Linked DNA regions of Homo sapiens: region 1 is linked to region 2. The links are chromatin loops, found by intact Hi-C in ENCODE. Cell type or tissue: CD14-positive monocyte. All regions are shown on one strand. Each heading gives the region's core, and the rest is flanking DNA. Links, peaks and the distances in the headings are about the cores only. Region 1 has its middle 170 kb from the start of LINC02817. Region 2 overlaps LOC101929750 (a long non-coding RNA gene).

Region 1 (5,384 bases), core at 320-5,319, 69 kb after region 2:
GCTAGATGGTCTCTGAGGCCACTTCCAATTCCATAAGTCCAATGACTTTAAATGGCTGTGGGAGTAGAAACAAACAGAACTACAATTCTCTTACTTCCTAATTGCTTTTTGCTCTTCCCAGCTGGCATTTTGGATTCATGTTTCACTTGTAAGGAGGTCCTTATTTCCTGTGCTTTGGTCTCTCCAACTAGATGGTAACGTCCTTGTGGCACAATCCAAGCTTCTAGTGCTTCCTGTAAGGTTCTGTGCCCAGTGGGCAGAAATGAGAATTAATGGAGTAAAAGCGATGGATTCCCTGATGTGGGCTAAATGCACTGATCATCATTTGTGAGATCTGGAATGCTTTTCTAACAGGTCTTGAATTTGACCTCTGACTTCATACCAAAATGAAGGAAGGAAATATGGCAGGTGTCCAAGAAGTGTGAAATAAAAGGATAAAAGGATGAAAGGGCCGTAGATTGTTCTCAGCTTGGGACTAGATGGAGAAGGCTCTGGGCTTTTTTGGACAAATAAGAATTTGAATTGTTTTTGAGTTTTCAATGAAGCCCATGTAGGTCCCTGAACAAGATGGCAGGATGGCAGTCAGGGTGTGAGCAATGGCTGTGCTGATGGGAAGAAGTCATCTGTTCAGTGTAGCATCTGCTTTTGTCCTATTTCCTTCTCTTGCCTTGGAGGAAAGAGATGATGGAGTCTTCTGGGCAGATTTTACAGTGATTGATTGATTCGAAGCACAGAATGTTAGTACTGGAATGCTATGGAGCTGAGGAAACAGACCAGAGAGAAGTTACTCAGCAACTTGGAACAAGAACTCTGATATTCAGATTTCCTCTGAGTCCAGTGTTCTTTTCTCCACATCACTCTGAGAATGTTCTACTTGACCTTAATCTTTTTCCTGCTTTCATCCAATCTAGGCATTCTTGTTTTTTGCTGTCTTAAACCACAGAATGTTTGAATACACACTACATTTGGGGAGGGGGGTTGTTTTGTTTTGTTTTATCTTGCTCTAGCCCTTCTGGGAGATAAGCTCATTTAATTTATCTGCAATTTAGATTATGAACAACCATCCTTCTTAGATTAGACACGTCTCATCAGAGGTCACTCCATCCTACATTTTCCTCTGGTAAAAATAAGCATTCTGAAAGGTGACCCAGTCATAGTAGGGAAGAGGAACACAGGGGACTCCCATGACTGTGATGTATGATGATATTTCTGAAGAAAGTCATAACCATTTAGAGGCCAGGTTTTGATGAATTGCAGGAAATGGCGGATTTGCAACCATTCCAGAATTCCCAGGGACTGATTGTCATCAAGCGATGATAAGAATTTTAACTAGCATATTGTGGAACCCAGATCATGGCTAGGACTCGGGCCGAAGTGTTCTGTTTGGGTCTCCTGTTATATAGCATTTGCCTCTGGGAGAAGAGCTTAAAATTATTTTTAACTTGCCTGAGTCTCATTTCTATTTATCTGCTGAGGTCAGGAATTAGCAGTAAGGGAAAAAAAAGCATACTGCAAAATGCTCTGCCATGAAGTCAGACTGCACTCATCCTCCCTCCCCTTCCAAAAGGAATATTTTCTCCCAGGAAACAAACCCACATGATGGAATCATTAACTTGGGCACAGAGCTGGCAGGGAAAGGATCAGCCTTTCTTCCTACATCATTGGGTCTCCGGCCTTCAACAGCCATTGCTGCTAAATCAAGATACAGCAGGGACGTAACTGGGCATTCTGACCACCTTTGATTTCTTGGTGGGAAACCAATAAATATCAAGATGACAGGATAAGAATGCAACTGAGCTGATGGAAAGTATTTTCCCACTATAGATTGTGATGACTTGGTTTCATTAGAACAGTTGAGGGTACAGCCGATAACTAAAAGCAACAACAGTGAACAAAGGCTTGGTGAGGAGACTAGCATCTAGGAGTTTCTCCTTCTTCTGACCCTTTGAGTAACCCCATTGCTGAAACTCTCATTATATCATTTTGAGAGTGCTGCTGATCTCTGCCATCTCATTTGTAAGCTTTTCTCCATCTCCCTCTCTGTCAAGCATGGTATTAAGCAAATAGTACACTCTCCAAACACATGTTTTAAATTGATTTCTTTCTTTTGGGTGGTAAACCCAAAGATAGGATTTTGTAGAAACAAAACCAGATCTTCCCCCTCCACAGTTATTAAATTATCCAAAGCAAGAGATATTTTTACCAAAGCCTGTAGTGTTTTAATAAGGCCAGCTATTTAGGAAGTGGTGACAATGTGCAATCTGCAAAAAGGGGAAGCCTCGGAGGTGCTGTGGTAATAATGCAGTTACTTAAAGAACATTTAAACTACAAATATCTCTGTGGTTTTTTATTTGGTTCCATATGACAGTCACTCTGAGAAATTTCTCAAACCTTGGCTAATCACTTTAAAATGTAAGGCTTAGCAAATAATCATACTTCCCCAAATGCTCTGGTCTCTTCAAACTTTACTTTTTTTTTTTGCATTCGATAAAGGTACGCAATTCAATGCAAAGAAGAGCTAGGGAGGAAAATTGAGAGCATTTTAGCAGACAGGTGGAAAAAAATAGCTATAGCCCTGAAGTTGTAGGACAGTTTCAACTATCGATATGGAAAATAACTAAAATGTGATGAAAATGTAGGAGAGTCACGTCTTTTGAAGGCCAAGCGTTTGGTTCATTGAAATTGTGGGATGTGCCTGGTTTATGTGAGTGGAAAGAAAGTTCTTGCTTACAGGGACTGAGCCCCAGTGTTCCAATGTGTGCTGGGTCACATTAAAAGAAGCAGCTGGAAGTGTGTGTGTGTGTGTGTGTGTGTGTGTGTGTGTGTGTATGTGCATGTCTGTGTGCTTTAACTCAATTTGGAATGACATTTGCTCTTCTCAGCATCTCTTAATTTGACTAGTCATTAACCTAAAGTGGAAATCTTGCGTATGATTCTATGTTTCCAGTAGGTGGTGGGGTGGTAGAACATGTGGATTCTGCTGACGCCCTCAGGGAGCTAGTGACTAGGAGGAACATTAACGTGCACTGCAGTGCAGCATAACTATGACTTTCTGAGCTCTTCATTTGACCTGCAGAGAAGGAGCAGTCCAATGGTTTGCCTGGTCTCACAAGGTTAGCAGGAGGCTCTAACTGAGCTGTTTCATGAGCGGTAGTCTCGTTGAACCAACTACATTACGAGTTTTTAGAGAGCAAATGGCATGCCTTATACTTTAAAAACGTATGCCACTTCTTTTAAAAACCCTTCTCTGTATCTGGCACAGTATATGAAAGGAGTTTAAGATACACTTGATGAATTAATGAGAAACAGCTTCAGATTGGAAGTTCTGCAATTACTGTATTGTCATAAGCTCATTCCTCAAAGCGTTCAGGTTTGGGTGTACTCACTATGTCCCCTCGCCTGCATCCACTCAGATGTACCCCAGGGTAATCCTCCCATTTCCCACTGCAGGCGATTTCCATTCGTGCGTCTAGCGTGGGGGGCCAGTGGCTAGTGAACCCGACCATCAAAACCAGAATCTTGAAGAGAATACAGAACTCTGAGCTGGATGATGATCTAAGGCACCACTTACACTGACATGCTAGTATGTGCAGGGTGAATGCATTTCTATATAACTCCTTTTGATAATAATTGTAGTTGACATATTTTAAGTGTCAATGATGTACCATGATCCAAATCTGGATATACACTGTTACTTTTTCTTAGAGCACCATTTAGGTTAGGTATGAGCATTCCTATTTTACAAGTAAGGAAATCAAGTCTCAGGGCACATAGCAAGTAAGTAGCAGAACTGGGATTTGAACTCATGTCTCTCTGGCTCCACAGCCTGTGTTCCTGCCACCAAGGATACTGCTGCTCTAAAAGCAGGAAACCAAAAACTAAAAAAAATTCAGTTCATAACAGATATACAAATGCACATCTGCTTTAAGAGGTTGTAATGTTGAAGAATTATTCTACATGCTCTTATACCCAACTATGTATATTTTTAATGGACTTAGGGCTTTCAGTTTCATAAATAAATATATCTTCTGCTCTTTATTGAAATTAAATTAAATCGTTTGTTTGCTTATTTACTTATTTATTGTAGAGACAGTGTCTGCTGTGTCACCCAGGCTGGAGTGCAGTGGTGCCATTATATCTCACTGCAGTCTTGAACTCCTGGGCTCAGCTATCCTCCCACCTGAGCCTCGCAAGTAGCTGGGACTACAGGCATGTGCCACTATCCTTGGCTAATTTTTTTTTTTTTTTTTTTTATAAAGACAGGGTCTCTCTATGTTGCCTAGGCTGGTCTCAAACTCCTGGCTTCAAGGGATTATCCCACTTCAGCCTCCCAAAGTATTAGGATTACAGGCCTGAGCCACAGCACCTGGCCTGCTATCTCATTTTATCTTCACAATAACCCAACGTATTATATAAGGCTGAAATTATTTGGATTCCAGACACAGATGGTAAAAACAAGGTTATGAAAAGGTAAGTAACTTGCTCAAGGTAATTCCTCTGGAAAGAGGCAGACCTACTAACCTCTTCCATGTCTCTTCACTCTTCTCTATTTCATAAATAACTCCCTGCATAGCAGAACTGGCCCATGTACCTAAAGACTGCTATGAGCCCATTGTGAGTTATCAGTCGCCATCATATAAAAAAGTCAATGGAGAAGCCATTGAGGTAATCCTGGGCCCCCATTTCCCTGTGCTACATTCTGTTTATGACTTTAACATGACTCTCAGGGTATTCATAGAATCATTCTGTATGGATATGGAAATGTAGTTGGAGGATTTGCAGTTTAAATAGCCGCAGCATTTCTCCAAGTTTCAGCTTCAGATTCCTTTGTTGGGATGACATCTTTGACACAGCAGGAAACCTCTAAGTGATTTGGAATGTAAACAGGCTCCATGATTGTTTTCACAATTGTGTCTTAGCTGATAATTTGCATACCTAGCTGTCAGGCTACCTAGCAGTGCCCTCCCCTCCCCCATTTCCACAACACTATAAATGGAATCTGGGGAGGCTGCGTGGACTATTGACTTCCACTTAACAGTGGGTGGCAGGAATTCAGAAGTTTAATCCCAGACCTGCCTGCTACTAATTTCCTGGATGGCTTTTGGTTCATCCATTAATCTCTCTCTATCACTGTTTCCTTCTCTGGAGGAGATAGCAAGAATAATGGGATGTTTTATGCATTAACACATTTATGATCCTAATGCGCTCTGTAAAAGCATGGTTTTCTGGGAATGCTCCACAGTAGAAGGTAAATAAAAAAAAAATCCAGTTCCTTGTTCTTTAATATGAAATATTGATGGAATCTATCTTTTTGTGACTGCCCTAGTTAGAAACTACAACTGAGATAGACTAAAGAACTGAGTGGTTTACTGTATGAAAAACAC
Region 2 (5,384 bases), core at 91-5,090:
GGTGCTGGGAAAACTGGCTAGCCATATGTAGAAAGCTGAAACTGGATCCCTTCCTTACACCTTATACAAAAATTAATTCAAGGTGGATTAAAGACTTACATGTTAGACCTAAAACCATAAAAACTCTAGAAGAAAACCTAGGCAATACCATTCAGGACATAGGCACAGGCAGGGACTTTATGACTAAAACACCAAAAGCAATGGCAACAGAAGCCAAAATTGACAAATGTGATCTAATTAAACTAAAGAGCTTCTGCACAGCAAAAGAAACTACTATCAGAGTGAACAGGCATCCTACAGAATGGGAGAAAATTTTTACAATCTACCCATCTCACAAAGGGCTAATATCCAGAATCTACAAAGAACTTAAAAATTTTTTTTTTTTTTTCAAACAGAGTTTCACTCTGTCACCAGGCTGGAGTGCAGTGGCACGATTTTGGCTCACTGCAACTTCCACTTCCCAGATTCAAGCAATTCTCCTGCCTCAGCCTCCCGAGTAGCTGGGACTACAGGTGCCCACCACCACGCCCAGGTAAATTTTTTGTATTTTTAGTAGAGACAGGGTTTCACCATATTAGCCAGGATGGTCTCAATCTCCTGACCTTGTGATCCACCTGCCTTGACCGCCCAAAGTGCTGGGATTACAGGCATGAGCCACCACGCCTGGCCTAATTCAAACTTTTAAAAGTCTTCTAAACTTTGTTAATTTTGATCTCCACATCTTTTTGTTCATCTTGTTCCTGCCTTTGGAATATTCACTGCCTTCTCACAGATGTCTTAACTTGCTGTGATCTTTCCTGTTTTTTTGTTTTTTTTTTTTTTTTGAGATGGAGTCTTGCTCTTGTCACCCAGGCTGGAGTGCAATGGCATAATCTTGGCTCACTGTGCAACCTCCACCTCCTGGATTCAGGCGATTCTCCTGCCTCAGCCTCCTGAGTAGCTGGGACTACAGGCACCCACCACTGCGCCCGGGTAGTTTTTTGTATTTTTAGTAGAGACAGGGTTTCACCATGTTAGCCAGGATGGTCTCAATCTTCTGACCTCATGATCTACCTGCCTTGGCCGCCCAAAATGCTGGGATTACAGGCGTGAGCCACCGTCCCCGGCCCTTCCTGGTTCTTAACTCCCAAGGCCCTCATGCCCACGTCCATGTCACCTTGATTCTTGTATCATCTGGCCTTGTCTCCCCAACTAAGCCTGGAAGGGTAGGGAATGCAAGACTTTGCCCATAAGTGTCCTCAGGACCACTAGATTATAGTAAAGGACATGAATACATTGAGAAGAAAAAATTCACTTGAGCGTGGGGGAGAGAATCAAATTGAGAAGCTGCTTCTATTTCTTATTCCAGACCTTGTCTAGTTGACGTGACTCTCACTGTATTGACTCTTGAATTCTCATTACCACCAGTGAAATGACAGCCCCTGGGGTGTTCTCCTTTCCCCAGTTTCTCTGGCTTTATTTCATGGCCTCTTTCCTCTGAATAACTTTGTTTCTCTTTGAGTTATAGCAATAATTATTTTGCTTCTCATATATGTATTTTCCCCTTAAATTGTCTTAGGTATTTATTTTCAAGATCTGTAAAGACTATTGTAAGAATAAAAAATTAGGCAGACAGGCTGACTTGAGTAAAAAAGTTTGCCAGAGGCAAACTAAAAATGCCTCTTCTCTGAGCTTATAATTCCCAATGACATATCTCTATCATAATCAGTCATCTTGTATTATTATGGTGATCTGTGCCTCTGTTTCTTTCTTCTATTAGTCTGTGAACTTGGCTTTATCTATTTTTATGTTCTGAGTACCTAATATAGTCTCTGGTGCGTAGTAAAGCCACAATGAATGTGTGTAGAACATTAAAAAAAATTAAGATTTCTTTAAATAACTGTTTGGTAATAAGTGAGAAGACTTTTTTTCCTGTAATTTTTCTTCGATTTTTTTTTCTTTAGTAACAGAAAAAATGTTGATCTAGGCAACTCAGGCAACAAAGTGATGTCCTCTTCCCCACCCCACAACCTCCAAGTGTCCCTTCAATATTACCTCAACTTGTTGTTTGCTTTGTCTGTGGGATTGTGAGCATTTGTCCTTTCTATTTAAGGTTATGTGTGATGATTTTCTTCTATGAAAAAAAAAAAGCTTCTCGCAAGAAATGGTTTGCTGAAGCTGGTGAAATGGACTGGTTTTGTTGACAAATAGTCTTGGTCTGAATTGCTGACATTTCTCAGCCTTTTGCTGGGTTGCACAACATTGTGCAACTTTATGTGGAAATAAATGAGTTTATTAGCAATGAGTTGTGTGTTTGTGGCTGTGTCTGTGTGCAATAATAAACATCTTTTGTGGGTACTTACAGCAATAATGACACCGCTCTTTTTTCAGTTCACCATTTACCATAAACTATGCCATTATTCATTTCAGTGGGGGCATGTAACCTCAAAGAATGTTATGAGGGTAGCTCGTTGAAACAGAGGAATAGACAGTAGGCTCTGAGTAATCCTCTACTGGCAGGGCGGTGTGATAGCTGAGCAGATGGCTTTTTCTATGTTGGTGGTCTGTCATACCTCTACTTTAAACCATTCACTTTGAGCACAGCTCTACCACAGTGGGCCTGGGAGTTTTCAGTGACTAAAACCAGCGGAATGTTTTCTGGAGTTGGCCCTAGTCTCTTGCAAGGTCAGCCTATGCCTCGGGGATGTGCTTCTTGAGAGATTTGAGCTGCCCTCACAGAGCACACAATCTAAGATAACCAAACAAGCTACCAGAGACGCTCAACTCCACAAATAGGAGGAACCCAGAAACAAGCTTGTAACCAAATAGTGTTGGGCTCAAGGATGGCCCGAATGATTGGGCCATGTGGGATTAGGGTTAGCATGGAAATCCTTGAGGGAGATAGTCCTGAGCTAGTGAATGAAAGGACTAGAAGTTATGGTCAACAGAAAAGAGTACACAGAGTGTTCTCCTTGGCCTGGGGAGGGTCATAGAGGAAGTTAAGGAGGAAGGAGGAATGAGTTGTGGGAAATGGAAGGGAAATGAAACCATGAGATAAGCAGCCCAGCTAAAATTCCCTCAGGGAAAAAAGTATTACAAGCTCTCTGAATCATCAAACAGTTTTAAGTAAGATGGTAAAAACGAAGCAGAATCCATGCTCAGTGCAGCAGACATTGATTGAGCATCTGCCATAGGCAAGGCACTGGGTTACATGTTGGCTAACGAGGGTGAGTAAGAAGTGGTCCTTCTGGGAAGGGCCTCGGTCTAGTCAGAGACAACTGTGAATGGATCATTTCAATGCACTGTGATAAGCACTGGGCTAGAGGCACGCACAGGGCAATATGGAAGCACAGAGCTCAGGGCCCAACATGGCCTTGAGGAGCGCGACAGGTCTAGGGGACTATAGGGAGTTCAGGTGAGACATAAAGGAGGTCTTAAAATAAAAACTTCAGCAGCATTAAATTTAAAGCAGTTTAATTGAGCAATGAACAATTCGCAAATCTGGCAACCCCCAGAATCACAGCAGATTCAGAGAGACTCCAGCACAGCCACGTGGTGGAAGAAGATTTATAGACAGAAAAAGGGAAGTGACATGCAGAAATCAGAAGTGAGGTACAGAAACAACTGGATTGGTTACAGCTCAGCGTTTGGCTTATTTGAACACAGTTTGAACACTCTACAGTGTTTGAGTGGTTGACATGGCTGCTGGGATTGGCCAAGACCCAACCACTGTTACAGGCACACACTCCCAAGTTACGTTCTCAATCTTGTCTACCTATTAAGTTGGTTGCAGTTTGTCCCCAAGGACTCAAATATAGAAATACAGAGTCCTTCTCTGGCCACATTTAGTTTGCTTTAACAGAAACAACATGATGTTTGCTGAAACTGTTAGTGTGTCTGAACTGGTGGTTCATCGGGTTTGAGTTGAGGTGAGTGAACGGCAGGAAATGTGACTGAGAAGACAGTCAGGGGCTGTGTTTTCACCATGGGAGCTTATCCTGTGTGGAATGGGAGCCTGTGAAAAGTCCAAGAAGGGGATCAGCATGATGGAATTTTGGAAGAATCCATCTGGTAATAGTGTGAGAAAAGGTAGAGTGAGAGCTGTGGCTGTTATCGGTTGAGTAACTGTTCAAGTTCGAGGTGCTGAGGATTTGCCTGAGGCAGAGGAGGGGTGGGTCCTGAAAGCATTTTTTGTTTAGATGAGAGAGGAAGGAGGCTAGGTTAACCATAAAACCCTCGGCTTTGATGGCTGAGCGAATGGCACTGCTTCCAACTCACCTGGGGTTTGACAGGATGGGTTTGAGGGGCCTCTGTGCCATCTCTTCTACAGAGGACTGGATGGGAGTCTACTTCCTTCCACTCACCAGTGGTTTGAATTGTCAGAGGACTGATGGCCTCAGCTCTGGTCCTGGCTCCTTCCTTTCCGGGTAATCCCGCCACCACAGGTGGGCGTTTCACTTATTACTCCTTTCTCACCTGCCTGTGGTGAAAGCGATGCCTGCCCTAGAGGATGCTGGGAGGAGTAATGCAGAGGTGGCTGTGAAAGGCCACACAATACTCGGGTCCTGATGAGCAGCATCACTTCTGTGATGGCTGTCATTTTCTCTGTTCAGCCGTTTTCAAGAGTGTTAAGAAATAGCGGGGCTCTGTCCCAAGATTCCCCTTTCTTTGTAAAGCCTAAGAAAGCAGATGCTCCGGATAAGCAGAGAAAACTCAGCATTTCTGAGGGTTTGTGGGTTTGAGTCAACATTATGCTATCACCTTTTAGTGCACTTAATAATTAAGCTTACAGTAGGTAGCAGACAATGGCATCGAGCTGGGTGTGGCTTCAGAGCCAGCCGAGTCCTTTCTTGAAGCTCTACAAAAGCCTCTATGATATTTCTCCCCACCTTGGAAATTTTTAAATAGTTTAAACATTTAAGCAGATTTTAATGTTTTTTATTTAAAAAATGGAAGGAATAAAAAGGCCACAGTAGAATCTTCAGGAAAGACAGTGGTTGCAGTTCTGTACATGTGAAAGTCAAAAAGTGGCTAAGAAAAAGATGCTCCGCCTGCCACTACTAAAAAGAAAAAACGTTTGCCATAAGCCACCATGACTCAGAGTTCACAGATGGGAAGAAACAGATAAATTAGAGCAAAGTTCCTGAAAATGTTCTGTGACTGATACTGCTTCCTGTAAGTGACTGGAAAGAGCTAGTGCTGATTTGAGTAGACATTGGTTCTTCTAGAAGAGCCAGAAGGTTTCACATGGATTTTTTTAATGTTGGAAAAACCAGGCAGGAGAACAAAAAAAGGAGAAAAATTCTTTCCCCCCTTCTTTTAATATCGTTTTCAGTAGCACAATGCATTTAAAGTAAGGCACAGTTTCCTCAGAGTAATATGGCCTCAGGACATGATTTAGATGG

Evidence for each region. A loop is a pair of places that touch in the nucleus more often than their neighbours do. Peaks named below come from ENCODE experiments on the same cell type or tissue, not always from the same donor. Only the 100,000 strongest peaks of a DNase experiment are listed, where the experiment ranks them.
Region 1: it touches region 2 in a loop (3.0-fold over the local background); 4 of 110 quality-filtered maps call a loop at or near these places.

What each region holds. Positions count from the first base shown.
Region 1 is chr1:221,164,774-221,170,157 of GRCh38, forward strand. No RefSeq gene overlaps it. Among named protein-coding and RNA genes, the nearest start is that of LINC02817, 170 kb to the right of the region's middle. RefSeq lists a silencer at 2,293-2,412. In CD14-positive monocyte, for the core only: no CTCF peak of the experiment used is centred there; a DNase peak (open chromatin) is centred at 2,308; H3K4me3 peaks cover 2,563 bases; H3K27ac peaks cover 1,812 bases.
Region 2 is chr1:221,095,630-221,101,013 of GRCh38, forward strand. The region is part of intron 5 of LOC101929750 (a long non-coding RNA gene); the gene reads left to right. Among named protein-coding and RNA genes, the nearest start is that of HLX-AS1, 220 kb to the left of the region's middle. In CD14-positive monocyte, for the core only: no CTCF peak of the experiment used is centred there; DNase peaks (open chromatin) are centred at 2,262, 3,042 and 3,592; H3K4me3 peaks cover 3,329 bases; H3K27ac peaks cover 2,603 bases.